Regions from separate parts of the Mus musculus genome. Here region 1 is linked to region 2. A link is a loop called in an ENCODE intact Hi-C map of the cell type or tissue named here. Cell type or tissue: heart. All regions are shown on one strand.

The links. Hi-C counts contacts between places; a loop is a spot of excess contacts. Peaks named below come from ENCODE experiments on the same cell type or tissue, not always from the same donor. Only the 100,000 strongest peaks of a DNase experiment are listed, where the experiment ranks them.
Region 1: a loop joins it to region 2, with 8 times the contacts of the local background. A loop is called at or near these places in 2 of 42 quality-filtered maps.

The regions. Positions count from the first base shown.
Region 1 is chr3:127,998,837-128,006,836 of GRCm38, reverse strand. No RefSeq gene overlaps it. Among named protein-coding and RNA genes, the nearest start is that of Gm35667, 32 kb to the right of the region's middle. In heart, a CTCF peak has its summit at 4,768 (motif pointing left); no DNase peak of the experiment used is centred here.
Region 2 is chr3:129,419,041-129,427,040 of GRCm38, reverse strand. Gm35787 (a long non-coding RNA gene) reads right to left here and starts at 3,923. Exons shown (of 5, transcript XR_376058.2): 1 at 3,833-3,923; 2 at 2,860-2,926. In heart, a CTCF peak has its summit at 4,945 (motif pointing right); no DNase peak of the experiment used is centred here.

The DNA of each region.
Region 1 (8,000 bases), 1.4 Mb after region 2:
GGGAATGGGTGGGTAGGGGAGTAGGGGGGGAGGGTGTGGGGGACTTTTGGGATAGCATTGGAAATGTAATTGAGGAAAATACGTAATAAAAAAATTTAAAAAAAGAAAGTTAGGAAACTAAAAAAAAAGAAAAAAAGAAAAATAAAGATGTGTGTAAAAATTAAATTAGAAGAATGTATACTATATCCTGTTTATGGCAGAGAAATATTGGAAACACTTTAAACATATGGGTGAATAATAATCTTAGGGTAAATAACTATATAAATTGATTGATGTTATAGATATTTGTTCATATAGAAAATGCCTATGATAGATTGTTTAATAAAAAGACAGAAGTTTCAAAAAAAAAAACATCATGGCAAAGCAGAATTAGGATCTAGTATGGGCACTAAGACTCATCCAAAGAAAGGGAAGAATCATAGAGAAGTTAGTGTGTTCAGGAGCACATGTGTTTGGAGTCACAGGGCCATGTAACCACCAGATCACTTGACATCAATGAGTCCAAATGCATGGCTTTGCAAGAGAAGAACTCGGGTGGAAGTGTGCTCAGTGTGCAAGGCCAAGCAAAGTCACAGACGCCAAAGCACCCCGGAAGGTGGCATTTGGAGGTCTAGTCTTCTGAGCAGTTTCTCAGTCAGAGTCATTGAGTCGCTGTAATTGAGAAATGATGAAGAATCAATAAGAGTAGGTTCTGCCTCTGTCAGAGAAAGAGGAATGTGTAACTCGGAAAAGCAGGGTGAGCATCCCCCTTTTACCCTTCACTGTTGGGGTGACCCTGAGGGCAGATCCCTATGCCATCTCTCACTGTTGGGGTGACCCTAAGAGCACACCCCTATGTCATCTCTCACTGTTGGGGTGACCCTGAGGGAAGATCCCTATGCCATCTCTCACTGTTGGGGTGACCCTAAGAGCACACCCCTATGTCATCTCTCACTGTTGGGGTGACCCTGAGGGCAAAGAAAGCAGATCTTGAGTGGATAAGAAGACTCTTGTGCGAGGGTCAACTGAGACAGGCTGCTTGTGTTTCTAACACGGTCACAGACCTTGGCCTTCCTTGGAATTCCTTCCATCTTAGCTTTGAGTCCCATGAAGTACCACTGTCAGTTATAACACCTTTCTCTTCCTTTTAATCCACAGTGAGTTGATTTTTTTTTCCAGCAAGACATAATACATAGATGCAGCATCCTTTTAGAAGGGAAAAAGCATTCCTTTCTCCTACAAGAGTGCATGGCTTGTCTTAGACCAAGGCTGCCATGAATTCCAGACAGGAGAAAAGGAGATGTGAAGAGGGATGGGGGTGTGAAGTGAAGCTCTGCTTGTAGTAGAGATAGCTAGACCCTATCCTATATCTAGTACCCCTCTTTCCTGAACAACCCTCTCAATTGCATCCATAATTGTTAAAGCACATTACCTTCTTACACTGTATGATGTGTGTCTAAGTTCTACGTCTTACACTGTATGACATGTGTCCAAGTTGTAGCTACTGAGCTACAACCATTAAAAAGGGTAGAGGACTGACTGCTAGAAGATTGTTGAAAGAACATCACCCAAACATACTGCACACCACACATGAACCACACACATCATCAACACTACACACCAACTACACACACACACACACACCATGCATGCATGCACACACATACAACATGCACGCATGCATGCATGCCCATGCACTGCACACATATGTATACATGAACACACACACACCACACCACAACCAGAATTCATGCATGCACACACGCTGCACTCACATGCATACATGCACACACATGCACTGCACACACACACATACACCATTGCTCTTCTTCTCCTCCTCCTTCCTGCAGTCTGGGAGGCAAAGCATTAACCCCAAGCTGTTCTCTTAGCAGGCAAGGTGACTTTGAAGATAAAAGCCATTTACAAAATGGTGACATGTGGTGGTAAAAAGAGCCCAGGTGCCTGCTGGCTGTAATAGATATCAGAAAAGCCCTGGATACTCTTGTCTGTATTTCTTTTCACACAGAAGAGAAACAAGCCTCGCTCACCTAAGGCTAGTAATGCCACTAAGCCAACTGTGGTAGATGCTAAAATGCAATTGTCTTGTATTACGTAATTCACTCTACTTTAATTCCTAATGTCCCTTTGGCACTTATCACAACAAGTATTTTCTTAAAGTAAAAGGAGATTTAACAATTCTTCTGAATGACTATTTATAGAAGAAAGAGTGACTCGGTAGAGGAACAACCTTTTAAAAAATTATGGAAACTGACTTTAAATAACAGTCTCTGACACTTCAGTCTCTGGCTCCTGCCCTCCCTTTCCCTGTAGCTCCCACAGACCCTTAACTTGAGATGTTCCTGTTCAGCCTCTTTAGTGCTGGGAATAAAGACGTGCGTCACCACCCCCAGGCAAGCATTTGCCCTTGAATCTTTAGAATAGGAGATCTTAAATAGATGATCAAAAAGTTTCTCCAGCCTCCTATCTTCAGTTTATCAAGGTCTGTTGAAAATATCCAACAGCAGAGGTCTAAAGAGATGGCTCATCAGTTAAGAGCACTCTCTGTTCTTACCAAGACCTGAGTTTGGTGCCCAGTGTACAATGGGGTGGCTCACAGCTCCAGATCCAAGAAACCAATATGCCCTCTTCTGACCTCCATGGGCACCAGGTACACACATGGTTCATACCCATATATACCTGCAGGTAAGACACTCAAACACATAGAATAAATTAGCCATATTTTTAACTGAAAAGACCAAAAAGCACACTTACTGTTTCTCAGACAACTACCTCTGCATTTATAAATAAATAAATAAATAAATAAATAAATAAATAAATAAATAAATAAATCACAGTAAGAAACCAAGGAGATTTAAAGACAAGAAAAACCAAGTAACGGGGAGATTAAATAGGTTGTTTGAAGTCACTTTTCTTATACCTGATCTTGCTGGGACTCCAACTCAGGAAATCCGACAGATTTCTGAGTGTACCCACCACCCACCTTGCCAAGAACAGATGGATGAACTGGCTCCAATGAAGCAAGAGATGGTTTGTCAGTTCAGTGCAGAAGCAACGAATCTAAGAGAAGATGGAGATTCTGCCTTTGAACTATCTCTAACAAAATTTCTTCCCAGCATTGAAACGCAATAGTGATGGGACTCTCCAAAACACATCTGAGACCCCCACCCCCACCCCCCGGGAGGAGGGCTGGAAGTGAGCTGCAAGCAAGCTACTGTGGAGTGCTATCACCTGAGAGGCAGGACCTGAGAAAATAGTCTCAGTATCCTCTGAAGAAAACAGAAGCTCATTTGTCAAATACATCATTTTTAAGTTGTAAACAAATAGATAAGTAGCTATATAAACCTACGCTTCTCTGCTATTCAAACTGAGGCACACAGTGGTCTCACTGCTGGTGGGAAGCAGATATGCTGCCCTCTGGAGTGCCCGGTGTGGCACTCCTCCCATCCATCAGGAGTTCCAGCCACCATTCCTTCGGGCTCTCCTGGTTGTGCACAGATTGGGTTTCATGTAGACATGCAAAAAATAAAAAAATAAAAAAAAATCTCTAAGCTTATTCGACATGAAATACAATACATTTGCCAGATAACCAGGACCCTCATATTCATCATAAATCAATTGTGTTTATCCGTAGCCAAGAAAGAACTAGAATGCGCTTTCCTCATTTGGAAATCCAATCTGCTCTTCACAGTAATTATGCTGCCTTTCGTATGAATCATGGTCTCGCACCACAGTGTCAGGGCCCGGCTCGCTCGCTCGCTTGCTCGCTCGCGGCTGTGCAGCACTGAGATGATCCTCGCACTTGGGGGTAGGATTTGGGGAGTTATTGAAGTAAATCCTTTTACTCACTAGACTTTCCCTTTTTTGTGTGTCTCATCTTCAGTCTTTTTGTTCAAATTTTACAGAAAACTTCTGAAAGCCGTCGTAAGCAGGGCAAGAGCACCCTCACCAATCCCCCGGAAGCCACGGAACTACACTCAAGATGGGCGAGGGCTCTCCCCTTGCTCTCATCCTGGCTTTCCCTCAGGAGTCACCACACAGCCAGCTCCCTCTTTTATTTATCCTTTCCACACAGTTATGTTACAATGATGTGCTGAGACTCTCTCCAGTGTAAGAGTCTTCATAGCCAGGCATTGTCCAAATGCACACAAACAAACGTGAGTTGTTCTCTGTGCATCCTCTGTAGAAAGCATAGAGAGAGGTGGGGGTCTGAGGCCCAGCCATCTTTAGTGACATATATTGCTGAAAAGTAAGACTGTAAACGGGAAGCCATGTCTATTTGAGACCTTCTGGAACGTGAGGCGTGGGGGCTTGACCTTATAACCCACTGCCCTTCATGCAGTTAACTGCCCAATTGCCAGAGGAAACCCGTGAACCCAAAACGACAAAAAGGGTCATCTGAGAGGGCGCACCACCAGGTGGGATGTGAGGAAATAGGAACCCAGGAGCCACTGTGGACACCATTATTATGTGTGTGGACACATAGAACATAGTAACAAAAGGAGGGACTTACCACTGTGGCCACAAGTAGACTTTTGCACCGTTGGTGACTGGTGTTAGTTCTCTGGTCCTCTGCGTAAGGCCCTTCACTGGGCAGTCTGTGTATTTGTAAGATGGTTGGGCTTTGCTGTTGCTGTTGCTATTGTTATTGTTGTTGTTGTGTTTTACTTTGTTTGCTTTACCTTTGTGAACAGCAGATGTCCTCAAATGGACTACACCGTGTCCCCTTCCCCCACCAGAAGTTTCTAGAATGGAGCTTTCCTGACACCTAGTGGCCAGATGAGGAATCCCTGATTTCCTTATAAGTAGTTTAATTTAGAAAGTATATTTACATCCCAAATGAAATTTTAGAACATTGCTTCACAGTTTACCACTGATCCCCTGTGAGCTGCTGGCTTGTGGGTTAAATGCAATTCTACTCCTATATTGCTTAGAATTTTAAAGTAAAATTGCTATCAACTGCGGCTAGTTCTGGGTGCATGCAAGCTCACATTACTGTGCTTCCCTCCTGTAATAGTAACTAAGCTTAAGATAAAATACCAAAGGCTAAATTACACATGAGTCTCAAATGAGAGCCTGTGTAAATTAATAAAAACTTTGCATTGTCTCAGATAAATTACAGTGAAGGTACTCTGCATACCACCAAAGGAAAAAGATAAACACTAAACTAGCTACAAAACCTACAGATCTACAGTTGTGTCCTCATAAGAATGCTAGAGAAATGGCAGCACACAGCATGTGGGAATATAACCAAACAATATCTGATTTGACTGAAGGCCCACTCCATGGGATGGAGCCTATGCCGCCATACCTAGCACTGTTTAGGTAACCAAGAACCTAAGACTAGATGATCCAGGGACCTGAGGCAAAACCAAATACTACTGCTCTGTGGAACCACAACTACAACAAAATATAGCAATGAAATGACTCCTGGTGACATTTTGCTGTACGTGTACATTAATGTGTTGCCCAGTCAACATCAGAGAAGTTTCCCCCTGCATCAGATAGGCACAAATACATACACCCACAACCAGACATTATGGAGAATGAAAGATCTCAGAACACTCAGCCCTAAACGAGAGATCTCCATCAAAACTCTCCCCCTCTAGAGTCATCAGAAGAGGAAGCAGAAAGAATGTAAGCACCAGAGGGGATGGAGGACACCAAGCAAACAAGACCCTGTAAATCAACACGAGGAAAGCTCATAGGAACTCACAGAGACTAAGACAGCATGCACAAGACCTGTACAGGACTGCACCAGTCAGGGTCCTCAGCCTGTGTAGTACTACATAACTAGCAATGTATAAACAACATGTATACACACAACATATATACATACATACACATACATATACACATACATACACATACATACATACACACATACATGCATGCACACATGCATACATATATATACACATACATGCATACATACATACATACATGGATGCATACATATACACATACATATACATACATGCATATATACACACATGCATACACACATACATACACATATATACATGCATGCATACACACATACATACATACACACATGCATACATACACATATGCATACATACACATGCATGCATACATATACACATACATATGCATGCACATATACACACATGCATGCATACATACGTGCACACATACATGTAAAACAATGAAAAGGAAAGTTCATGTGAGTCATACAGAGGACTTCCAACAAGTTTCCCCTTTGAGGGAACAGGGAAAGAAAAGGTGTCTATGAAAATTATTGCAACCTAGAATAGAACCTGCTCTTCCTACATCAGAAAAATAATATGCAGGCGTCGTGGTGTTTATCTGGGATCCCAGCACTCAGGAGGCTGAAGAAGAATGATGGGTTCTAAGCCAACCTAGGCTACACAGTAAGCTCAGCAACCAAAGCTCACAGCAAGATCCTGTCTCAAAAGAAAAACAAAGTAGAATAGCTTTTCTAGAAGAAATGAAAACTAATGAGGCTGGTAGGTTAGGTGTCCTGACATAGCAATATGCCTTAAGGCTCTGCCAAGATCACATAAAAGGGAGACGTGGTAGGATATCAAAGTGAAAAGACTGGATCAGTCAGTGATGGACAGAGGAGGGGAACAACTCAGTGGTGCCTTGGTGAACTTTCTATTGCTGTGACAAGACACTGTAACCAAGGAAACTGATAAAAGAAAGCATTTAATTTGGAGCCCGTGGTCCTGAAGGGTTACAATCAATAACTATTATGTCGGGGAGCATGGCAGCAGTAGGCAGTCAGTCATGGCTCTGGAACCATAGCTGAAAGACGGGGGGGGGGGGGGGGCAGGGAGAGGGAGAGGGAGAGGGAGAGGGAGAGGGAGAGGGAGAGGGAGAGGGAGAGGGAGAGGGAGAGGGAGAGGGAGAGGGAGAGGGAGAGGGAGAGGGAGAGGGAGAGGGAGAGGGAGAGAGATCACCTGCCCCAGTAGACCATCTCCTCCAACAAGGGCACATCTCCTAATCCTTCCCAAACAGTTCCACCAACTAGGAACCAAGTCCTCAAATATATCTACAAGGTCCATTATCATTCAAACCAACACAAGTAGCTTCTGAGAAAAGTGTTTGAGATGCTGCTGTAGATGCTTAGGCCAGAGAGAAACTTGAAAATTCAGAATTATGACCAATCAGCACAGTCAAAGATGCATTCCAGTGAGATTATGCTGGTGTAACAAACAGATTTAAAGTTGAGCGGGCCAAGGCTGCTGCATCTACATTTCACAGGATCCTTAAATCACATTTGTAAAATCTCCTCATGTTCCTCGACCCCAGGACATTTTATTCTTTTGCATGGATGAAGCTGAATACATATATACCTTTTTTTGTTCTTTAGAAATATCTTAAGACCCAAGTCAGGAATATCATATAATTTTTGTAACAATATACAACACAAATGCTCATAGCCTCGAAGAAGACTGGGATATGTCTGTTGTCTTTAGTTTGCCTGCGTTATAACTAGATTGTTATGGAATAATTATTTTTCTATTACGGAATTTTCAAATAATCTCTATCAACTTGCAATTCTCTGCTTTCATTTTTATTCACAGGTTCATGATTATACTTCGCATACACTCCAAGAAAGCATCAATTTAGAAAGGAATATATTTCATATGTACATTTATAATCCCCACAATTTACTCACAGGATCTAATACACAGTCAAAAATCCAGTTTTCCTTCAGTAAATTACTCTTGTTACCCAGCAGGTTAAAGGACTTCACTAGCCATTCCCCTAGTGATAGATAAAGCAGTGACTCCCAACAGGAAGAGGCACCATCACTCTACAGAACCAAAATGCGGACACGGAACACACAGCTGCGGGGTGGCTTCTACACCCTTATATTTATCAGGCTTTATATATCTTCAAAGATCTGTGAGAAACAGTCATTAAAATCACAGATTGTCCTGCTAGCTAAGCATTTATTCTGCAAGGAAAGAGAACCAGTTTAAACAAGCCTTAATTATACAGAACACTCA
Region 2 (8,000 bases):
AAGGACCCAAGTTCAAGCCTTTGAGCCCATGTAAAGAAGATGGTTGAGGTGGGGTGTGCTTGAAATCACCATGCTGTAAACACAATTACAGGAAGGTCTTTGTGGCTCACTGGATAGCCACTTAGCTGCCTTTTCCTTCTCCTCCTCCTCCTCCTCTTCCTCCTCCTCCTCCTCCTCCTCCTCCCTCTCCCCCTCCTCCTCCTCCCTCTCCCCCTCCCCTCCCCTCCCCCTCCTCTTCCTTCTCTTCCTCCTTCTCTTCTTTCTCCTTTTGTCAAACTCAACTTGCTCCAAGGCTAGTTTTCTGCAATGGTCCTGTAATTCTAGCTTCTGGGAAGGCTGAGGCAAGGACATTCAAAGCCTGACTAAACTGCAGAGTAACTTAAGACCAGCCTTGACACTTTAGTGAGACCCTGACTCAAAATGGAAATAAAAAGAGGCTTGTGATGTGCATAGCTCAGTGGTAGAGCATTTAGCTAAGGTCTGAAGGCATAGTCCGTAGTACAGAAGAAAGAAAGTTCTAAATGTAGCTTTTGTCCCTCCTTTTCTGCCTGCTAAACCTGATGGCCCAGGTTCTCTCTCCTCTCTGCTAAAGGTAATTCCCAGATTCTCAGCCACAAACTTTGACTCATCCTATCTTTGTTTATTTGAGACAGAGTCTCTCTACTTAGCTTTGGCTGTCTTGGAACTTCCTATGTAGATCAGGCTGGCCTGAGACTCACAGAGAGCTAGCTGGCCTTGCTTCTGGAGTATTGAGATTAAAGACATGTGACACAGTGCCCACTTTACCCTTGTTTGTATCTTTCTCTGTCCTCTCATATCCAAGTTACAGCAGCCCAGTCACTCTCATCTCCTCCACCACTGTCTTTCCCATGGGATATTACTGAATTAGCAGAGGTCCTCCCCCTGCCTTTGGTCCTCCCCCTCCTCTATTAATTGTGTTGCCAGAGTCATTCTGGAAAAACAACTCAAAGGGTTATTCCTTTAAGACACATGACAAGGCACTTTGGAGTAAAATGGTAGGACATTTGGGAATTATTTTTAAAGACCAGGGCAAGAATCACTGGTATTGAAGTGAAGGGAGATGAAATAAGATCATCTCCTCTCCATTTTCATCCCTCTTTTTCCATACTCTTTTCCATTTTTCTCCTCCCTTTTCTGTTCTCCCTTTTTTCTTTTAATTTCTTCTCTTTTAATCTTTTCTTCTTTTTTTTCCTGTTCAGTTGTTATTTTATTTTTCTTCTTCCCTTTTTTTTAGTGAAAGTTAATCACTTTTCCAGCCCTGATTTAGCATATTCAAGGATGAGTGGGAAGTCGACCACTTGTCCCTTTCTCTAGCTCAGGACATCTGAGCTTCTTGATTGATGAATGTTGGTTTGGGTTTAAAAATATCCCCTCCTTACTCTGCCTCCCTCCTTGCTCCCACCTTTCCTCTGTCCATCTGTCCATGTGCCTTCCTTTATTCCCTCCTTCCCTCTCTTTCCTAGTCTCTCTTTAAGATGGGATCTTACTCTATTCCAGGCTGGCCTCAAACTCACAACGCTCCTTCTGTCTTATTCTTCAGTAAACCATAATGATATAAGTATGTGAAAAAGTCATGAAGAAGGTCATTGTTCAGGGCTGTTGTAGACATGAACTCATAAGCAGCTGTAACTGCATGCGCAAGACCTGCACAAGATCCAAGCCAGCCAATATCGCAGCATGGATGGGGAGGAGCTCACAAAGCCCCACCCCCACCAGAGGCGCTATTGGCAACTGAGAGTTTTTACAGTACACTGTGTTGTCCCTTAAGAATAAAGGTGTGAGAAGGACCAGGGTAATTAGACTGATTAAAAAAAACCAAGCTGGCAGTGGTAAAAACAAAAGTACAAGAAGTTGGTTGGAAAGAGTGGCGGGTAGCACATGGGAGGAGCTGCAGGAGAGGAAGCGAGGGGTATATTTGATCAACATACATTATATGTACATATAAAATTACGTGTTGTTTGTTTCTTTGTTTGTTTTTGAGACAGGATTTCTCTGTGTACATTCCTGGCTTGTTCTGAAACACTCTATAGCCCAGGCCAGCCTCGAACTCACAGATATCTGCCTGCCTCTGCACTCTTGAGTGCTGGGATTAAAGGCATGTGCCGCCGCCACCAGGCTGAAATTCTCAAACAGTGATTTTTTTTTTTTTTTTTTTTAAAGAAAGGCAGGCTGGAGACAGATGGATCAGAGGTTAAGAGCACTGGTTGCTCTTCCAGAGGACCCTGGTTCAATGACCAGCACCCACATGGCAGCAGCTCACAACTGCCTGTAACTCCAGTTCTAGAGGATCTTCCTGCCACCTTCACACAGACATACACCAGTCTGTGCAGGCAAAACATCAATGCATATAAAAATGAATAAATCTTAAAAAAATAGAAAAGCAGAGAAAGTCATTGTGCTAAGAAAAAAACAACTTAAAAAGGTGAGAAAATACGGGTAACCATCAAAGCTGGATATGTGCTTCATTATTAATATTTCATTACTAATATTTTGTGTTTAAAATGTCCACAATGTTTGTTTTTTAATGAGGGGGGGAGGGAGAGAGGGAGAAAGAGAGTGGGGGAAGGGAGACAGGGAGGAAGGGAAAGAGGGGGAGGGAGAGAGGAAGAGAGGGGGAATGAGAGAGGGAGAGGGAGAAGGGAGGGGGAAGGGAGGGGAGAGAGAAAGGGGGAGGGGGGAGAGGGGGAGGGGGAGAGGGATGTGGATCTGGTAGCAGTTGGGGGAGGGAGACAATAACTACAATATATCACACACAAAAAGTCCATTTAACGAAAAAAATGTCCACAATGAAAAGATTTAAAAAAAAAAAAAAAGATGTAAGCCAGTTTTCATGCTCACGCTGTTCAGATGAAAGGGCAGAGTCCTTTCTCCTCTCTGTCCATTGAATGTGTTCCCTGGGCATCCGCTGCAAGAAAACCAACAAAACAGCCCTTATGGCCTGCCCTTGTAGACTTTCCGTCTCTTAAGTCTTTGCTAAAGTTCCCACTCTCTCCATCTGTTTTCCTCCACTTCTGTTATTTTTCATCAAGATGAGCTTCACACATCCCATAGTTATCTTTAAGTGCATGGGTAGAGCATGCAGTGTCATGGACACACTACCCCTAGCATGCCCTGAAACATTTACCACCCAGAAGAAAAGAATCACTATGTTCTTAAGAGGTCACTCCTTCAGTGTCACTCACCCCAGATTGGAGGCTCCACATTCCTGTACCTTTTCTTGCTATATTTTTTGTCTATAGATTCATTTCTATTTTATTATTTCTTACAGCCCAGTACCAAGAGCTAGGTATCTTAGAGTTCTGGAGGCTGGATCCATGAGATCAAGATCACAGGTTGGTTCTTTGTGCAGGCTGGGAAGGACAGTCTGCCCATTCTTCTCCTCTAGCTCCTGACACTTGGCTGGAGACTGAGCCTCATGCATGCTATGCAGTGCTCCCTGAGTCACAGCCACAGTTCTGTTAGTGCTCTGTGGTGCTCCTTAACAGCGTATTGCCCTGATCTTAGACCCCCTCTTCACACGCAGCCCTCCTAGGTCCACGTTCCCCTCATCCACAGAGGCTAAGTTATATCGGATTACAGGCCAGCCACACTCCATTATGATCTGACAGTCTCTTGAGTGTATCTGCGGTGAAATTACTTCCAGATAAAGTTATTGTCTGAGGCACTGGGGGTTTGGATCTCAGAAAATGAATTTGTGGGAAGGGCATAGTTGATATACAGTTTGGTGTATGTCTTAGTAAGGGTTTCTAGTCCTGCACAAAACATCATGACCAAAAAACACATTGTGGAGGAAAGGGTTTATTCACCTTACCCTTCCATGTTGTTGTTCAACACCAAAGGAAGTCAGGACTGGAACTCAAGTAGGTCAGGAAGCAGGAGCTGATGCAGAGACTATGGAGGGATGTTACTTACTGGCTTGTTTCCCCTGGCTTGCTCAGCTTGCTTTTTTATAGAACTCAAGACTACCAGCCCAGGGATGGCACCACCCACTATGGGCCCTTTCAGACTTGATCACTAATTGAGAAAATGCCTTACAGCTAGATCTCATGGAGGGCTTTTTTTTTTTTTTTTTCTCAAGGGAGGCTCCTTTCTCTGTGATAACTCTGGCTTGTGTCAAGTTGATACTCAGAACCAGCCAGGACAGTGTACCACATAGTTTGTCGTGTTTATTATTTATTTCTCTCCAGTTGCTTACCAGTTGCCATGAAGGCAGGGATGGTCTCTCCTCTTCACCTACTTGTGCAATGGCTGAACAACTAAAGACCGGAACAGAACTTCCTAGAAGAAATAGATGTCTGTTGGGGATCCTTCTGAATCACCGGTCATCTAGAACAGAACCTCACACCTGGCAGGAACTTAGTATGTGCCTGTTAGATGGACCGTTGACATTTGGAGTCAGATGGGCGACACTCCGTGACGAGCAGTGTCTACTATAACCAGTTACACAGACAAAGCAAGACATTTTTACTTATAAAAGTCAAGATGTGAGATCTGAAGGAAGTATCAGAGCACATTTGCTTGCGGTGGCTAGTTATGATCTTAAGGGTATACCATACCAGAAAAACTAGAATTGCTACAATAACTCTTCCCTCAAGCTTCCAGAGATAAGATCTTCTACATTTCCACACATGAACCATTCCCTTGCTCTGTGGCACATTTACATCAGTTACATAGTAACCAGCCAAACTTTTTTTTAATGTTACAAAATTTATATTTTTGTAAAATAAACACAGGTAGAATAGCTTAGTTCGTGTACTGTATGCTACAATACAAAAGCCTTCAGTTAACACAGAAAGACATTCCCAGAAAGAGAAAGATGGGAGATGGAGAAGGGGAGGAAAATAGATTGCTAGGTGAAAAGTTTCATATGAAAATGTGGGAAATAGATCAGAGTTCATAAACTATTAAAATGCTTTAGCGAGGCATGCCAATGGGCTCAGCAGACAGCAGGTGGCGCTCTTCCATCTTGGAGCGGCCATCTACCATGGGGGAGGGGGGGGGAGAATGAAAGTAATCTGCACTCTTAGTATTATAATTGGGGCAAATGATACAGACTTCCGGATTCTTTTGTTGTGTGATCATTTTTGTAGCTGTACTTTCACAGTAAGCTAGGCGCAGCCATTCTCTCTCATGATGGAGGTTTAGGAAAAGTAAAGAACAGGATAGATAAAGGTTGAAATGGGTTACAGCTTATTTTAAGAGTTGAGTGTCAGCCGGGCATGGTGGCGCACGCCTTTAATCCCAGCACTTAGGAGGCAGAGGCAGGTGGATTTCTGAGTTCGAGGCCAGCCTGGTCTACAAAGTGAGTTCCAGGACAGCCAGGGCTATACAGAGAAACCCTGTCTCGAAAAACCAAAAAAAAAAAAAAAAAAAAAAAAAAAAAAAAAAAAGAGTTGAGTGTCTGCTTAACTGGTTGGTGCTCACCTCACATCCCTCGGAAGGAGGGCTGGTGCTTACCATACATCCAGTGCAGTTCTATACACTCAGTTAACAAAATTTATAGAGATTCCTATTGTAACAGGGGAAGAATGACAGCAAAAGCATAAAGTTAGAAAACTATGCCCTAGGGGCCGTAGAGATGGATCAGCAGGTTAGGAGAGTGTGTGGCTTTTCCAGAGGACTTGAGTTTGGTTCCCAGCACCCACGTGGGGCAGAGGACCACTGCTGCAGCTCCAGGTCTAGGAATCCAGTGTGCCCTTCTTCTGGTCTCCACAAAAGCACAGCATGCAGAGTGCACAAACTCCTCTCTCTCACTCTTTCTCTCTCTCTCTCTCTCTCTCTCTCTCTCTCTCTCTCTCTCTCTCTCACACACACACACACACACACACACACACACACTTTAAAGGAAAACTAACATCCTTAAAAGAGTGAGAGAAAATAATACAATATATTGAAAAACATTGCCAGTCACAAGTCCCTTCCGGGCACCAGCACCGGGTCACCTTGAGCGTGGAGTCGGTGGACACCCCCAACGTCCCTAGAGGACAGCTTCTGAGGCAGGCCCAGTTTTGGGCTCCAGATATCTGGGCACCTTCCCTGCCAGAGGACAGGTGCCCTCCCTGTCTGGGAGGGCTTTGCCTGAGTACTTGGGGAAGCCATTTTGGTTCCTGGATTCCTCTGAGATTAGTCTGCAAAGGTGAGAGTGTGGACTACAGAAGCTAACAGCTTCTGGGACAGGTCCTATTTCAGGCCTTCATCTTCTGCCAGGAGGCAGGTCCAAACGTCAGATATCTGTGCACCTTCCCTGCAAGAGGAGAGCTTGCCTGCAGAGAGTGCTCAGACCACTGAAACTCAGGAGAGAGCTTGTCTCCCAGGTCTGCTGATAGAGGCTAACAGAATCATGGGAGGAACAAGCTCTAACCAGAGACAACTATAACAACTAACTCCAGAGATTACCAGATGACAAAAGGCAAACGTAAGAATCTCACTAACAGAAACCAAGACCACTCACCATCATCAGAATGCAGCACTCCCACCTCACCCAGTCCTGGGCACCCCAACACACCCGAAAACCTAGACCCGGATTTAAAGGCATATCTCATGATTATGGTAGAGGACATCAAGAAGGACTTTAATAACTCACTTAAAGAAATACAGGAGAACACTGCTAAAGAGTTACAAGTCCTTAAAGAAAAACAGGAAAACACAACCAAACAGATAGAAGTCCTTAAAGAAAAACAGGAAAGCACATCCAAACAGGTGATGGAAATGACCAAAACCATACTAGACCTAAAAAGGGAAGTAGACACAATATAGAAAACCCAAAGTGAGGCAATGTTGGAGATAGAAACCCTAGGAAAGAAATCTGGAACCATAGATACGAGCATCAGCAACAGAATACAAGAGATGGAAGAAAGAATCTCAGGTGCAGAGGATTCCATAGAGAACATCTGCACAACAATCAAAGAAAATGCAAAATGCAAAAAAATCCTAACTCAAAACATCCAGGAAATCCAGGACACAATGAGAAGACCAAACCTATGGATAATAGGAGTAGATGAGGATGAAAATTTTCATCTTAAAGGGCCAGCAAATATCTTCAACAAAATTATAGAAGAAAACTTCCCAAACCTAAAGAAAGAGATGCCCATGAACATACAAGAAGCCTTCAGAACTCAAAATAGACTGGATCAGAAAAGAAATTCCTCCCGACACATAATAATCAGAAAAAAATGCACTAAATAAAGATAGAATATTAAAAGTAATAAGGGACCAAAAAATGCCCAGGACCAGATGGGTTTAGTGCAGAGTTCTATCAGACTTTCAAAGAAGATCTAATTCCAGTTCTGCACAAACTATTCCACAAAATAGAAGTAGAAGGCACTCTACCCAACTCATTCTATGAAGCCACTATTACTCTGATACCTAAACCACAGAAAGATCCAACAATGATAGAAAACTTCAGACCAATTTCCCTTATGAATATTGATGCAAAAATACTCAATAAAATTTTCGCTAACCGAAACCAAGAACACATTAAAACAATCATCCATCCTGACCAAGCAGGTTTTATTCCAGGGATGCAGGGATGGTTTAATGTATGGAAATCCATCAACGTAATCCATTATATAAACAAACTCAAAGACAAAAAACACATGATCATCTCCTTAGTCACGGAGAAAGCATTCAACAAGATCCAACACCCATTCATGATAAAAGTCTTAGAAAGATCAGGAATTCAAGGCCTATACCTAAACACGATAAAAGCAATCTACAGCAAACCAGTAGCCAACATCAAAGTAAATGGTGAGAAGCTGGAAGCAATCCCACTAAAATCAGGGATGGACAGGCTGCCCACTTTCTCCATACCTATTCAACATTGTACTTGAAGTCCTAGCCAGAGCTTTTTGACAACAAAAGGAGATCAAGGGGATACAAATTGGAAAAGAAGAAGTCAAAATATCACTTTTTGCAGATGATATGATAGTATATATAAGTGACCCTAAAAATTCCACCAGAGAACTCCTAAACCTGATAAA